Linked DNA regions of Homo sapiens: region 2 is linked to region 1. A link is a loop called in an ENCODE intact Hi-C map of the cell type or tissue named here. Cell type or tissue: PC-9. All regions are shown on one strand. Links, peaks and the distances in the headings refer to the core of each region. The heading gives the core; the rest is flanking DNA. Region 1 overlaps LINC-PINT (long intergenic non-protein coding RNA, p53 induced transcript). Region 2 has its middle 97 kb from the start of PODXL.

What was found. Hi-C counts contacts between places; a loop is a spot of excess contacts. Peaks named below come from ENCODE experiments on the same cell type or tissue, not always from the same donor. Only the 100,000 strongest peaks of a DNase experiment are listed, where the experiment ranks them.
Region 2: a loop joins it to region 1, with 4 times the contacts of the local background. A loop is called at or near these places in 3 of 110 quality-filtered maps.

What each region holds. Positions count from the first base shown.
Region 1 is chr7:130,893,281-130,900,659 of GRCh38, forward strand. The region is part of intron 6 of LINC-PINT (long intergenic non-protein coding RNA, p53 induced transcript); the gene reads right to left. Among named protein-coding and RNA genes, the nearest start is that of LINC00513, 16 kb to the right of the region's middle. RefSeq lists an enhancer at 6,510-6,804 and a silencer at 6,750-6,953. In PC-9, for the core only: CTCF peaks have their summits at 3,574 and 3,837 (motif pointing right); DNase peaks (open chromatin) are centred at 3,331 and 3,909; H3K27ac peaks cover 4,000 bases.
Region 2 is chr7:131,650,309-131,657,687 of GRCh38, forward strand. No RefSeq gene overlaps it. Among named protein-coding and RNA genes, the nearest start is that of PODXL, 97 kb to the left of the region's middle. RefSeq lists enhancers at 2,124-2,691, 5,772-6,323 and silencers at 4,382-4,676, 4,422-4,716. In PC-9, for the core only: CTCF peaks have their summits at 4,580 (motif pointing left) and 4,782; DNase peaks (open chromatin) are centred at 2,894 and 4,523; H3K4me3 peaks cover 787 bases; H3K27ac peaks cover 2,041 bases.

The DNA.
Region 1 (7,379 bases), core at 1,958-5,957:
GGCTGAGGCAGGAGAATTGTTTGAACCCGGGAGGTGGAGGTTGTAGTGAGCTGAGATCATGCCACTGCACTCCAGCCTGGGCGCCAGAGCGAGACTCTGTCTCCAGAAAAAAAAAAAAAAAAAGTTAAAAATTCCATGTTCAGAAAGCAAGAGACACGGTGTTATTTTCTCCAATTCTGAAAGCTCCCAGTGGTGACAGCATCGTTAGCCATGTGTAACATGTGCATCCAGGCAACTGACTGTCACCAGACTTCTCCATGGCCTTACTCAAACTGAGTAAGCTGGTAGTATTTCCTAAGAGTTGTCACTCAGTTGTGAAAACAGAGAGCTTTTTGTTTTTTGGAAAATCCTGATCAGCCGAAATGACTGGGTGGTCAGCCTTGCCCATCTTTTGGCTACTTAGATAAAGGCTTCTTTTCCCAGGCAAGGAGAGAGATGATGGTTAACTTGCTTTTTAGACTGAGGTCATTGCTATTCGCTGGTGTAATGAATAAGCTAGACGTTTAAAAACAAAACAAAACAAAACAAAAAACCTCCTTTCAAAAGCAACCACATTTTTCTCTTCTCTGGAAATGAACAGAACGCGTCATGAACAGAACACGTCATAATTTTTTAAACATCCATCAGTGCCCATGAAAAAAATTTTTAAAAATAATCTGAATCTCACTTGTTTATTGCCTACAATATCAATCAATGGCTTAGGTATCTCTCCGTGTTCTATTACTTCTCACCGCTCTTAATTCATGAGGTCAAACAGAATCTTAAAACATCATTAAAAAATTTCCTCCCTTTCCATGTCTCAAGGTATCTGTAAATGGACAATTTGGGTGTGCTGAAATCAAATGACTGACCAAGGCCCATAACTGTGATCACAGGTAAAATGTTTTTCTGCTTTGCCAAAAATCCGAGTTTCCTTTGCTCTCTCTGTCAAGCTGAAAGAGCCCTCCCAGACCGAGGGGCCAGGTGGAGAGGCCACTCACACCCGCCCTGTGCCGGTCTACCTTGGATGGCCTCACCAGGGCACGGTTCCCGGGGTGGTGACTCAGCTCTGGAGGACCACCTGCTGCGTGGGGGTTGCTGCCTAGCAGGTCACTGCCAGTCACGAGGGCAGAGAGACCCAAAGGATCAGAGAACAGCTCTGAGCAGGTCAAGGGCAGTGCCAGAAGGAAAGCCTTTGTTTACAGAGGGAAAGATCCTGCACCTTGAAGTGAGGCATTAAAGAGTAGAGGGGCTTTGCACCTGCATCCTAAGCCTCTTGGTTCACCACTAAGCCGCAAAGCCACAGGGAGGAAACCACTGGGAATACCATCACAGAAAATGAAGGTAGGGCCACAGGGCACCTCCCACTCTCAAAGGGAAAAGACGGCCCTGGATCATCTTTCTAAAACACCACTTTGATGAAGTCGCCATGGTTTTCTAAAGTAATAAATGGCAGCCACTACCTGCAAGATAACAGAGTGCATTTGAAACCTTTCCACCACCTAAGTCCAACCCACCTTCAGGGCATTCGCTCTACTTCCTTAGATAAAGCCTCTGCTGGGGTTAAGATGTTCTGTCTCCGCTGCCCCCACTCTGCAGGCTTTCTCCTCCCGCTGGCTGGTGCAGAGAATGGGGGAGCCATTAGGAGCCACAGACACTGAGCTATTCTACATGGAATTCTTTTTATTGTTTGATCTATTTCACATGTACAAAGCTTTGACCTTCCAGTTCTAAGAATTCCTACTTAGAACTGGTAGGTTCTAAGAACTCCTACTTAGAACTGGTAGGTTCTAAGAACCTCCCTGGACCGATTCTGGCACATGTCTCTTCTGAACTCACAGAGCTTGTGCCTTAACAATTTAGAGTCAACTGACTTTGCTGTCCTCTCTAATGTGTTAAGTTTCAGTCCGTGACAAACATTGACAAGACGTGTACCTCATCAAGCACTGTAAAGGGAAAGGACATGACCCCTGCGGCAGAGGTCCACAGTCACACAGATGACAGAAATGTGCCCGATGCCTTCCAATGTATGTCACAAACGCGTATTTGACAAGGGAGAGCAGAGACTCTGCAGGTGGTGAGTTTTGCCTGCAGCGCCACAGAAGTCTTCATTGGGGAGCTCCAGGCTGGATTTTAAAGGAAAAGCCGAATTTTAAAGGAAGAACAGGTTAAACACCGAAGGAAAATGGGGAGGAGTGAATGTTTCAAGGAACACGTATACCAAACAACAGAGTGCATTCTCTCCAGCTCTGCAGCTCGGGGTTCCAGGGTCGGGGGTCCCACAAGGTGGGAAGGAGAAGCAGGCCTTATCACGAAGGGCTTTGTAGGACAGGCCGAGTGTGTACGACGTTTGAGGTGGAATGACAGGGCTACGCCCTGTGGAAGGGGCCGACTGTAGGACTGCTCGGAATTGGGAGTTTGACAGGAGAGAGGCACTTTCACAGACATTATCTGGTTTGATCACCACCCCTTCTTGAGCCATATATTTGGCGATTAATTGTGCACTTGTGACATGTTCCTTTCTGCTGTCTGTTCCTTAATGCCCCCTGCTTTTTTGTCTTGTCCCCAGCTGGGCTATCTGTTCCTGGCGGCCACAGAACAATACCTTCTTTAATGGCTCCCACAGTGACCAGCACGTGCCTTAAACTCAGAGCAGGTCAATCAATCAAACTCCTTTTAACTGAAAGTTTAGGATGTGCTTTTGCCACACTCTCAAGTAAGTAAGTAAATTCATCAGCAAATACCAAGTCCTAAAATAATGAATGGTACTTAGGAAACACATAAAGAGTGGTAGAAAACTAGATGGGCTGGGGTCATCCTGTGGAGGCCCTGGACGGCCCGGCTAAAGCATTTGGAACTCCTCTGTAGAAGTGTTTTGATAAAGAAATGATGTGATTGAAGCTATGCTTAATAGAAGATGAATTTGGCAGTAGGATGGGCTGGAGGGAGACAGTCGCTGTGGTGGTAGAAAGAAGAGGTGAAGAAGTGTTGCCAAGCCAGGTGAGAGCGTTTGCTACCATCTGCACTAGCACGCAGCGCCGTTCCTCTAGGGCCCCTGGAGCTTAAGGTAGTTCTTTTCTCACATCTGTCGCACTTAGGAAGATCACATGGTGATGCTGGCTTTTATTCTCCCTCCCTTTCTTCCTTCTAATAATTAGCAAGCAACAGTTATCTGCCAGACACTGTGCTATTACACAAGGGGGAGAGAGATGAAAGGCAGTCTCTACTCTGATGCCTTGTGGGAGAGGAAGAAAAGTATCTGGTTAAAACGCAGCATATTGAATTCTCTGATATGCCCTCCCTCCCTCTCTCTCCCCCTGCTGGCCAGTCTGTCTTCCATTTCTTTCTTTTTCTTCCAAAAAAAGGATCTGAGGCATAATGAAGGAAGTCAGCTAGGAATGGGGAAGAAGGAAGCTAATCTAATGCGAGGAATCCCTGGAGGAGGTGGCACCTGAGATGACTTTCAGGTGAGCAGGTATCAGCCAGAGGAAACCAGGAGGAAGGGAGAAGAGACGTGCGCAGACACAGGCTGGGGCAGAGGAGTGGGCTTAGCGGCCTCCTGAGACATGAGCTGGAACCTGGAAAATGAGGAGCCATGAAAGAGCTTTAATGAGAGAAAGACAATGACATCTACGCTTTAGAAGGATCGGTCTGGAGACAGCAGAAGGGCTTATCGGAAGGTAGTGACTCTGTAGTCAAAGAGATAGCAAAGTACAGATTTGAGAGATGCCACAACAGACGCATTAAGCCCTGGAGCTGGAATGATATGCACACTGAGAGAGTGAGGGAGTGAGGTCCTTGCTGAAGACCTTTAAAATGAGTTTATTTCACCCAGAAGCTCCAGCAAGGGACACACTCACTGCCTTGTGCTGGCCACGAGGTGGCAGCCTCGCACAGCCATTTTAGCAGAAAATGCGTCCCATCCTCACCGGCGCTCACCACCACGTGGGCAGAGCCACTAAAAAAATTCCACCACGGGGACAGGAGCTCTCTGAGCTTGCCCCATAAACACGCTTTTCTCCCACAGAAAGCCTCCACAGAAGCAATGAAAAAGTCAGTTGATTTGGGGAGAGAAGCGTAAAAGCTCGTGCTCTTCAGAGAGCTCTGGGCTGTTTCAGGGTGGCGGCCGAGCCCTCTGACAACTGCGAAGAGACGGAGACAATACAGGCTGGGGATGAAGCGGTTCGATGAAGGGCATTACCCCCAACGAGAACCAACTGGAGAACCAACTCGTGGAGAGCTCGGGCCCCATGACTCAGTCTGACCCGACGCTGGCGAATGCTGCTGAGGACCCTGAAAACCTGCAGGGACCCTGTCCCAGGCCAGCGACAGCCACCCCTCAGGGCCCCTGGTCTCTGTCAGGCAATGCGGGTCATCTGAGGGAGGCTGGGCCACAGATTCCACGTGTAGCTGGGAGGGGTTGCTGCGTCTGGCGAGGCAAGGGCTGCTGTCTAAACTTCCAAGGGAATGGTGTGGGCACCCCAGGAGGAAGGGATGCCCTGACCCCGCTGCATAGTCGAGGGCATGGAGAACCCATCCGACTGTGGCCTTGTGGCCCATCCCCATTCTCTGACGGGCTCATTGTGATTTTCAGCCACTTGCTATTTGCCACTCAGAGGCAAAGCGGCTGCAAGAGGTAGGAGAAAGCAAGAGACTCCCTCACCTGGAATAGAGCATCCACCGCGATCCCAGAAAAGACAAATCCCGTTGCAGGCACTTCAATCCACACAGCAGTCCTGGGATGAGGGTCCTGTTACCATCCCCATTTCACAGATGAGGAAACTGAGGCACAAAGCATGAAGTAACTTGAACGTGCCCAGAGTCACACTGCTAGCAAGGAGCAGAGCTGGAGTTTAGGCCCAGGTGGCCTGACCTCAGAGCTTGTGCACTACCCGCTGCCTGGTACAGTCCACAGAGAGGGGGCCAGTGCCCGGCCCAGAACCACATGCCCTGGGGCTGGAGACAGGTCAGGGCAGCCGAAAGGTGGAGCGCCCTCTCCAGCACTTCTTCCTCACCCCCTGCGGCTTTCTCCTGTGCTCCGACTGCCACCACTTGCTTGGGCAGCCAAGCATGACAAACTGGCCAGCCACCAAGCAGGACTTTTCAGAGGAGGAGTAAAAACCCTTGTATGAACGTACACTCTTCTTGTCACACACAAACGCCCTTCCTTCCACCTTCAAAGGTGATTCTGAGACTGCCCGTTTTTATCTTTGCTTCAGTTGTGCTTGATTTACAGCCTCCTGAGGTGTTTTGTTTTGTTTTGTGTTTTGTCTCTGTCACCCAGGCTAGACTGCAGTGGCGCGATCTCAGCTCACTGCAACCTCTGCCTCCCGGGTTCAAGTGATTCTCCTGCCTCAGCCTCAGCCTCCCAAGTAGCTGGGATTACAGGCACCCGCCACCACACCTGGCTAACTTTTTTTGTATTTTCAGTAGAGACAGAGTTTCACCATGTTGGCCAGGCTGGTCTCGAACTCTTGACCTCAAGTGATCTGCCCGCCTAGGCCTCCCAAAGTGCTGGGACTACAGGCATGAGCCACGCGCCCGGCCTCCCTGATGTTTTTAACTAACATTGCTAGTGGTTTAAGTTGGGCACCGACAAGTATTAGAACGTAATTGCAGAGGTCACGTTGTTTGAACACCGGAACTTCAAGGCGTGCTTGAACCACCTGATCAAAGGAGAAGGGACTGAGGACCAACAGGAGTGGGGCTAAAGGCATCCTTCTGCTCCAGTTTCCTGTGAACCCGCTCCTCTGAGGAAAGGAGTAGTCCCCACGGAAGACACAGGATCCTTCTGGGGGTCCTCCTTGGCCACGTCACACTTCCAGACTGTGTGGCGGGACACTGACCATCAAGCCGACAGACGTGGGTTTTAAAGCTACGCCTTAAAATCAGCAACTCCCTTTCCTCATGAATATTTTAGTGTGTAATATAGAAGATGTTTTTACACTGAATTAAAGTGCCTGCCACTGAATCTTCCTGCTGGAATTATGGGGGGTGGGAGGAGATGGAAAAAAAATCAATGTTTCAAAGCAGTCCTGATGTGCTAAAAATATCTCTCACTTCTCCTTTCATCTGTCTGGTCATTGTCCCAGACGCAAGCTCAGCACAGCCTCGCCCATACAACATGTCGAATCGCTGTCTACCTCCACTTCTTAATCGGACAAAGAGAGAATATTCTTTTTTTTTTTTTCCTTCCTCAGACATTAGTCCAAGATTACAGACTAGGATATAGCAACCTATTATTCAAGAACAGCTTTTAAAGGTAGCTGCTTCAGACTGGCACTTCGGGAAAACTTTGAAAGTAGACTCCTTTTTTTTTTTAATGCTTATTTTAACTATAGATTGGTGATAACGATTCAACCCCAGAGATCCAGCTAACTGTTGGCACAGAAATCCTTAACGCTACTCTCAAGCAAATAAGATCTTGTAAGGGGAAACTCCTGCAAAATATACCTTGTGAACAAGCTGCTCGCACCTCCTCTTGCAGCTGCAAAGATATTCTACTCTATTGCTTAACTCGTGACCTTGAAAAAACTCCACCTTTCCTGCCAGCAGCTCCACTGCATCCACCTGTCCCTACAGGTAGTAAAAGATTAGACAAAACAGAACCACGTTTACACAACACACTTCCGAGCCTCTCTTCCTTCTAGCCCCTGTCCCACCCCCACTCCAAGGTCGAAGTTCATTTCTTGCAGGCTTCACTTTTCAGGATTAACCAACACTGTGCTTTTTCATTCTGCTCAACACCAGTCCTTTGGCCTCACAGTGCTCGCCTGTGTGGAACACGCTGCAGCCACCAGGTCATCTGCTTTAGACCCAGCTCCATGTCAAGTCCTGTTACGGTCCCTCGGGCATATTGTCATGCTCCTGGGCACCTGAAAACTGACAACTGGTTTCAAATTTCTTACAATTTGCTTTTCTGGTCTATCCTTATTTATTCCCCTCACAGTGACATTCATAGGAAGAGGAAGTAGCAGGCAGTCTCTTGGGGACGGGTCTCTCCTGAATACCTGGGGGGATGCCCTGGGCTGGGGAACCTCACAGGGGCTCATCAAGAGGTTCCAGGAGACAGAGTTCGAGACCAGCCTGGCCAACATGGTAAAACCCCGTCTCTACTAAAAATGTAATAATCAGCGAGGCGTGGTGGCTTGCACCTATAATCTCAGCTACTTGGGAAACTGTGGCAGGAGAATTGCTTGAACCCGGGAGGCAGAGGTTGCAGTGAGTCGAGATCATGCTACTGCACTCCAGAAGTGGAAGTAGCCACCACACAGCTGCACCTGCCACCTCCTTCCCCACTCCAGGGCCTTTGAAATGTGCTGCTCTCTCTATGCCGAGAGCTCTCACCCCTACCCCCTGCACCCACACATTCCTGCTCATCCCTTAGCTGAGACCTTGGA
Region 2 (7,379 bases), core at 2,379-6,378, 760 kb after region 1:
TTTGAAACTGGCTTGGTTGTTTGTGGAAACTTGGTCTCAGCTGGGTGAAACTGTGGGGCGGTGGAGGGAGGGATGCTCTCGGCTGATCCGTCTCAGATTTCGAACTCTGTGCTTGGGTCCCCATTCACTCAGATTCATTCACTCATCATTCATTCTTAGTTTATATTTCTTTATTTTAGAGGCAGTCTCCTGTCACCCAGGCTAAAGTGCAGGGGCATCATCATGGCTCCCTGCAGCCTTGACTCCCTGGGCTTCCTGAGTAGCTGGAACTACAGGCACATGCCACCATACCTGGCTAATTTTAAATATTTTGTAGGGATGGGAGTCGGGGAGGGGGCCTCCCTATGTAGCCCAGGCTGGTCTTGAACTCCTGGGCTCAAGCCATCCACCTACCTCAGCCTCTCAAAGTACTAGCATTATAGGCATGAGCCACCACACCTGGACTTTTTTTTTTATTTTTTATTTATTTATTTTTTTTGTGACGGAGTCTCTCTTTGACACCCAGGCTGAAGTGCAAATGGCTCGATCTCAGCTCACTGCAACCTCTGCCTCCCGGGTTCAAGCGATTCTTCTGCCTCAGCCTCCCGAGTAGCTGGGACTACAGGCTCCCACCACCATGCCTGGCTAATTTTTGTATTTTTGGTAGAGACGGGGTTTCACCATATTGGCCAGGCTGGTCTCAAACTCGTGACAATGTGATCCACCTGCCTCAGCCTCCCAAAGTGCTGGGATTACAGGTGTGAGCCACCGCGCCTGGCCCTCATTTATTTTTAATTGTAGTAAAAAACCACGTAACATAAAATTTACCCTCCTAACCATTTTCACATGTGCAGTTCAGTAGTGTTAGTATATCTACACTGTTCAGTAGTGTTAGTATATCTACATTGTTATACAACAAATCTCCAGAACTTTTCATCTTGCAAAGCTAACATGGTACCCATTAAAGAACAACTCCCCATTTCCCTTCCTCACAGCCCCTGGCAACCGCCATCCTACTTTCTGTTGCTGTGAGGTTGAGTTCTTTAGATCCCTTAAGTAAGGGGAATCTTTTCATGGACATATGTGTAATCATTCACTTCACCTCAAGGTTCTTCTGTGTTGTGGCAGGTAGCAGGTTTCCTTCCTTTCCACAGCTGCATCAAGTTCTGTTGTGTGGAAAGAAAACATTTTCTTTCTTTCTTTTTTCTTTGGGCGCAATGTTGGCTCACTGCAACCTCCACCTCTCAGGTTCAAGCGATTCTCCTGCCTCAGCTTCCTGAGTACCTGGGATTACAAGCACACGCCATCATGCCCGGATAATTTTTGTATTTTTAGTAGAGACAGGGTTTCACCATGCTGGTCAGGCTGGTCTTGAACTCCTGACCTCAGGTGATCCACCTGCCTTGGACTCCCAAAGTGCTGGGATTACAGGCGTGAGCCACCGCGCCTGGCCGAGACCACAGTTTCTTATGCCACATTATCTTAGCATGGGGTACCTCGCATCTGTTGTGTGATGTGTCCAGCCTGGATTCGGACTATGCTGTTACTGGCCATTATTGCACACCCACTGAACTCCAGGGACTGTTTTAACGTCTTAGGTGACGGTCTTTAGGAAGTTCTCACACTTTCGGGAACCTCCATTGCAGGTGGAAAAGGTCTTTGTTCCTCCCGCCTCCCTGACCCCCAAGAACACGGTTGTTCCACCAGAACAAGCCCTCATTCCTTGGCCATGTTTACACGTTCTGAATGAAGGATTCAGCTAGGAACCTCTACTGCTTTGGGAAGCATTTCAAAAGATAGAAATAAGAAAAATGAACAAACATTCCTGCATTTTTGAAATGGTGACATTTCATTTGGGCCTCACACCCACTGTGTGAGATTTGTGATCTCCACGTTTGGGATGAAGAAATGGATGTGTGAGGTGGAAGAAGGGATGGGAGGGGAAAGGGTAGCTTGGAGCAGGGCTAGCAGGAGGCAGCGAGGTGCTCAGGCTGTAGTACCTGCCCCGAGAGGAAGCGCCCTGCACATCTGTGCCCTGGGTGCTCACTTGACTCACCTAAGTCCTAGCTCTGGGCAGGAGGCTGAGCCTGAGAGAAGCCCCCCCAAGGCCAGGAGCAGGTGTCCACACCCCAAGGTCTGAAAGCCACCCTAAAGTGGGTTCAGGGCTGTAAGGGGCTCCGTGTGGGAAGTCAGGAAGGCCCCCGGGGGCTGAAAACAGAGTTTGACCTGAAAGAGGCCTGAGCCCCAGGACCTGCACTGTGTCTGAGTTAATTGTCCCCACCCTCTGCCTGTCCCTTGTCTTAGGTGTTCAGTCCTAATTACTGCCTTTTTTTTTTTTTGAGGCGGAGTCTCGCCCTGTCGCCCAGGCTGGAGTGCAGTGGCATGATCTCGGCTCACTGCAACTTCTGCCTCCCAGGTTCAAGCGATTCTACTGCCCCAGCATCCCGATTAGCTGGGATTACAAGTGCGTGCCACCACGCCCAGCTAATTTTTTGTATCTTTAGTAGAGACAGGTTTTCACCATGTTGGCCAGGCTGGTCCCAAACTCCTGACCTCGTGATCCTTCCTGCCTCGGCCTCCCAAAGTGCTGGGATTACAGGTGTGAGCCACGGCACCCAGCCTTAATTACTGCTTCTTAACATCCCTACAGGAGCCACCTGAAGGTGCTATGGATGCAGGTGAAGAAATGACATCCAGGCAGGGCTTATGCAGATGCCTCTTGCCTCCAAAAGGAGGATTGGGTCCCTCTGCTGTACTTAAAACAACTTGAAGCTGGGAATTGTGGAGGGGGGGAGGGGGGGAGGGGGCCTCAGTCCCACAGAGACCTAGCTCCCATTTCGTGTGGCCAGGGTGTTGAGAACCTTTGTCCCTGGAGCCCCTGTGCTGAGTCATAAACACATGGGACAAATTCCAGCAGTAAACGACCATTCACTAAGTTGCAAGTGACTTTCTCAGTCTTCTTTGCTTTTGTGCAGAGAAGACTGAGAATTCAGCCCTAGAGAATTCAGCTCTGGTTGTGAGTGCCTCTTTTCCAGGGCAGAGACTTCTGGAAAAGCAGATGGAGCCTTGTGGAATGGGGCTCTCTGCCTCATCTGGGGAGTGACTCTCGATTCCCCTCACCTGTCCCTCCCATCACACCTGGGCTTCTTTGCGGTGACAGGTGTGTGTCTGGAGAGGGAGTAGAGTGGAACGCAGGTTTGGTTGTGGGATGTGGGGGTCGCAGAGGTGCACCCTGGGATCTGAAGGCTGGCCTCTGTCCTCCCATCTGGACGGGCAAGGAGCTCAGCCTCCCAGACTCTGCTTTCTGACTCATCTAATGGCAGTCCTCATAATTTCCTCCTAGGATGGTTGAGACGGTCAAAAGGAAAGCAGGTGGGAAAACTCCTGGCGAAGCAGAAAGTGTTCCGCTGTGGGGAGGTTTTATTTTTCCCTCATGAGGAGTGGACGGTGGAGATGGGGGGACAGTGGGAGGGAAAGGCCTGGGCAGGCGTGTTTGGGAAAAGATGATGAAGGGCACTTTGGAATTTGTAGATACCAGGAGACTAAGGGGAGGAGTGCTGTGGGGGGTCATTTGGGGTTGGAGGCTGAATAAGCAGGGTGTGGAGTGGGGCAGAAGAATCCAGCATCTCCCAAAGTGGAGGGATAGTGAGCAGTTGCTGCGTGTGTGGGGTGTGTGTGTGTGTGATGTGTTTTGTGTGTGCTGTATGTGTTTGTTGTGGTGTATGTTGTGTGTGCTGTGTGTGGGTGCTGTATTGTATATGTAGGGTGTGTATGCTGTGTGTTGTGTGTGTGGTGTGATGTGTGTGTGTTGTGGTATGTGTTGTAGTGGTATGTGTTGTGGGGGTGTGTATTTGTGTGTGTGTTGTGTGACGTGTGTGTAGGGTTTATGTGTTGCATTATGTGTTGTGTGTATGTTGCGTGTGTTGTGTGTTGTCTGGTACATTGTATTGTGGGTGTGTGTTGTAGGGATGTGTGTGTTGTGTGTTATGTTGTGTGGGTATGTGTGGTGAGTTGTCCATTGTGTGTTGTGTTGGGTGTGTGATGTGTGTTGTGTGGTATGTTGTACTGTGTGTGTGTGTTGTGGGGTATGTGTTGTATGGATGTGTGGTGAGTTGTGTGGTAAATTGTGTTGTAGGGGTGTGTGTTGTAGGGGTGTGTATTGGGGTGTGTATGTGTGGTGTGTGTTATGTGATATGTGCATTGTGTTGTGGGGTGTGTGTCGTAGGGGTGTTTGTGGTGTGTGTTGGGGTGTATATGTGTGGTTTGTGTTGTGGGTATGTGTGTGTAGCTGATGTTGGGATGCATTGTGTGTTTTGTGGGTGTGGTATGTTTTGTGTGTTGTGTTGTGGGTGTGTATTATAGGGGTGTGTGTGTTGTGTGTTGGGGTGTGTGTGGCGTGCCTTGTGTGGTATGTGGTACATTGTGTTGTGGGGTATGTGTTGTAGGGGTGTGTGTGGTGTGTGTTGTGCGGTGTCCTCCTGGGCATGTTCCCACCTTGGCAGTGCTGTCTCTGCCTGGGCCGCCCTTTGGGCAGCTGCTCCTGAGCCCTGCCTGGCTTAGTTGGCCTGTGCCCGCCACCTGGTGGCCGAGAGTGGAAGGGCAACCGGGCGTCTCACCACGGCCGTGGCTTGGGCGCATCCTCTTTTGAGAATAGGTCCTTGTTCCCCTCTTTGCTTGTGTCTCTTCTCCTCAGCGTCTTGCCTCTACCTCCTTCTCTCAGCTCTGTACCAAGGGGGTCGGATTTCAGGTTTCCCTAAACGTCTCAGCGTGAATGGGAGTGAAGTCTCCAAGGCTGCCTGCCTCCCAGGGCAGTCGTGAGGATGACATGGCTGAGGAGGGGGCTGTGACAGGATGTGGCAGCTCACAGGCTCCTCAGGCATGACAGGAGAGGTACAGGATGAGCTTGCAACCCCCTCAGAATCAGGTGGCTATTGTGGAGCAGCCCCTCCAGGATCCCAGCACAGGTTCCGTCCCTGCCAGTTTACGGGAAAGGTGGCCAGGTGTCAGCGGTCAGGCATTTCTACTCCACGTAACACCCACCTGCTGTGTATTTTCTATTAAGGATTTTCAAAAAAAACAAGGGAATTATTTGAGACGCATAAAGTTACATTGTGTGGATTTACTAAGCAATTAAAGCAAATGCTGTGAGTAATTGCAGATGTGCTGTCCAGGTATTGTTCTAGTTTTAACTACTGATCCCTTCTCCCTAAAGAACAGGCCCTGGTCCTTTAGACAGAGCTGCCTGGGCTGATAGCTCTGCCCTAAGTGCGCGATGATTCCTTCATTCATTTGTACATTTGGTTACTGATGTAACAAGTATTCATTAAATCCGCAGCACGTGCCTGGCACTGTGCTACATACTGGGGACAAAAAAGATGAACAAACACATCCTGCCCTCCAGGGTCCTGACTACAGCTAAGAGGCCACATCAAGATAAATGCAACAAGCCTGCATCAGGGGGCTTCACCTGAGCCAAGGCTGTTGTCCCCAAAGCGTCTGACATGGGGGCCTTTAAGAGTTAGTGTTTCAGGAATACACACACCGGTCTTTTCAGACTCATCTGTGTGAAACTCACATTCTGATGCTCTGAGATTCTGATGCAATCGGTCTATGAAGCTCCCGGAAGCCAGGTGTGTAGCCCCTTTTCTAGAACATGACTGGGATAGGAGAGTGGAGACAGGGCAGGGGATTTCAAGGCGACAGGCTGGTGCTGCCTGGGGAAGAGGGGCTCTTAGAGCAGCCAGGCACCTCTGCTGATTGGCCTGGACCTAGGAGGCCAGGGCCCCATGCTCTGTGCTGTGGGCTCCCACCAGGTAGCAGCGGCCCCCACAGAGAGAGTGCGGCCTGCCAGTGGCAGCTTCGCTGTCTGGCACAAAGTAAGTGAGGGTTTAATGACATTGCCATGATGTCTTTCTTTTCTTGGGTTCCTGCTGCCTGCACCTGGCTGAAATACAGCGGGGTGGGCTGAGGCTTCTGTGTTCTCTTGGAGTTGATGGTCACAGCTCCTTGATCTGACTGGCCTGGCTTGACTGGATCACAGAAAAAGCTGCTTATTCACCTAAACAGGCCAATGTCACCAGCAAGACTGACTTGGGATACAAAGCAACTCTGTATCTATGGCTTATTTCCAAAAGGATGTTCTATAAACATTAACTCTATGTAATTTATAATATTAATAATATAATTAATATCACAATATTGTATATAATATATAATCAATATAATCATAATACAATATTATAAAATTAATATAATGTTATAATAGAATTAATAGTTACACTATCATATAATACAATTAATATTTATAATATAGTTAATTTTTATAATATTAATTTATGAAAATTTCAAATGCAGAGAGGGAAAAAATGAGAAGACAAGAGAAAAATGAGAGATTGATGGTCAACTTAGGATATATTGGTAAAACATAATTTAAGTTGTAAAAATAAACAGTTTTTTGAAGTAGCTACCCAGATGTTTTGATAAAATGACTTTTCAAGAGGTGGGGGTTGCATTCAGCATTTCCCAGGTACATTTGGTCATGGAGTCCTTCCTGGGAACCGCCTCTCCACACTACAGTTTGGGGAATATCAGTTTGGGAAACATTTCTCTATGGTTTTACCTTCTTCTTCTCCACCAGCATCTGACGCAGAGAGAATAAATCAGTAATACTTCAAGCCCTGCTGACATTCTCCACAAGGGTGTTACCACCCGAAGGGGATGAAATTGGCTCCTGAAGAGCAAAAAAATCTTTTTTTCTTTCTTTTTTTTTTTCCTTAGAGACAGGGTCTTGCTCTGTTGCCCAGTCTGGAGTACAGTGGTCTCGCTACGACCTCAAATTCGTGGGCTCAAGTGATCCTCCCACCTTAACCTCCCAAGTGGCTGAGACTACAGGTGCAGGCCAACATGCCTAGCTAACTTTAAAAACTTTTTGTAGAGACGGGGTCTTGCTATGTTGCCCAGGCTGGTTTCAAACTCCTGGCTTCAAGCAGTCCTCCTGCCTCAACCTCCCAAAGTGTTGGGATTACAGGTGTGAGCCACTGTGCCCAGCCCAAATTCTTATTTTTTAAATGTATAAAGCACAGATATACATTCAGTCCACAAACTGATATGTGGTATATCTGTAGCATTAACGTTGCATAAATGAGGGAGCGTTAGGAGAAAAAATGTCTATAAAGGCTCCACAGGAGGGTGATTGCAAAAAGAAGAGAAAAGGGTGAGAAATGCTGACATAGACGCATTTCAGTTGGTCAGTTGGTGAAATGGAGTTTGGTGAGGCTCTGCCGCTGTGCACGTTGGGGTGAGTTGTTTACCTCTCTGAGCTTCAGGTTTCTAACCTGGGAAATGAAGCCTTTTGCCACCTCATAAGACTGTGGTGAGCTTTAATGAGACAAGAACAATGC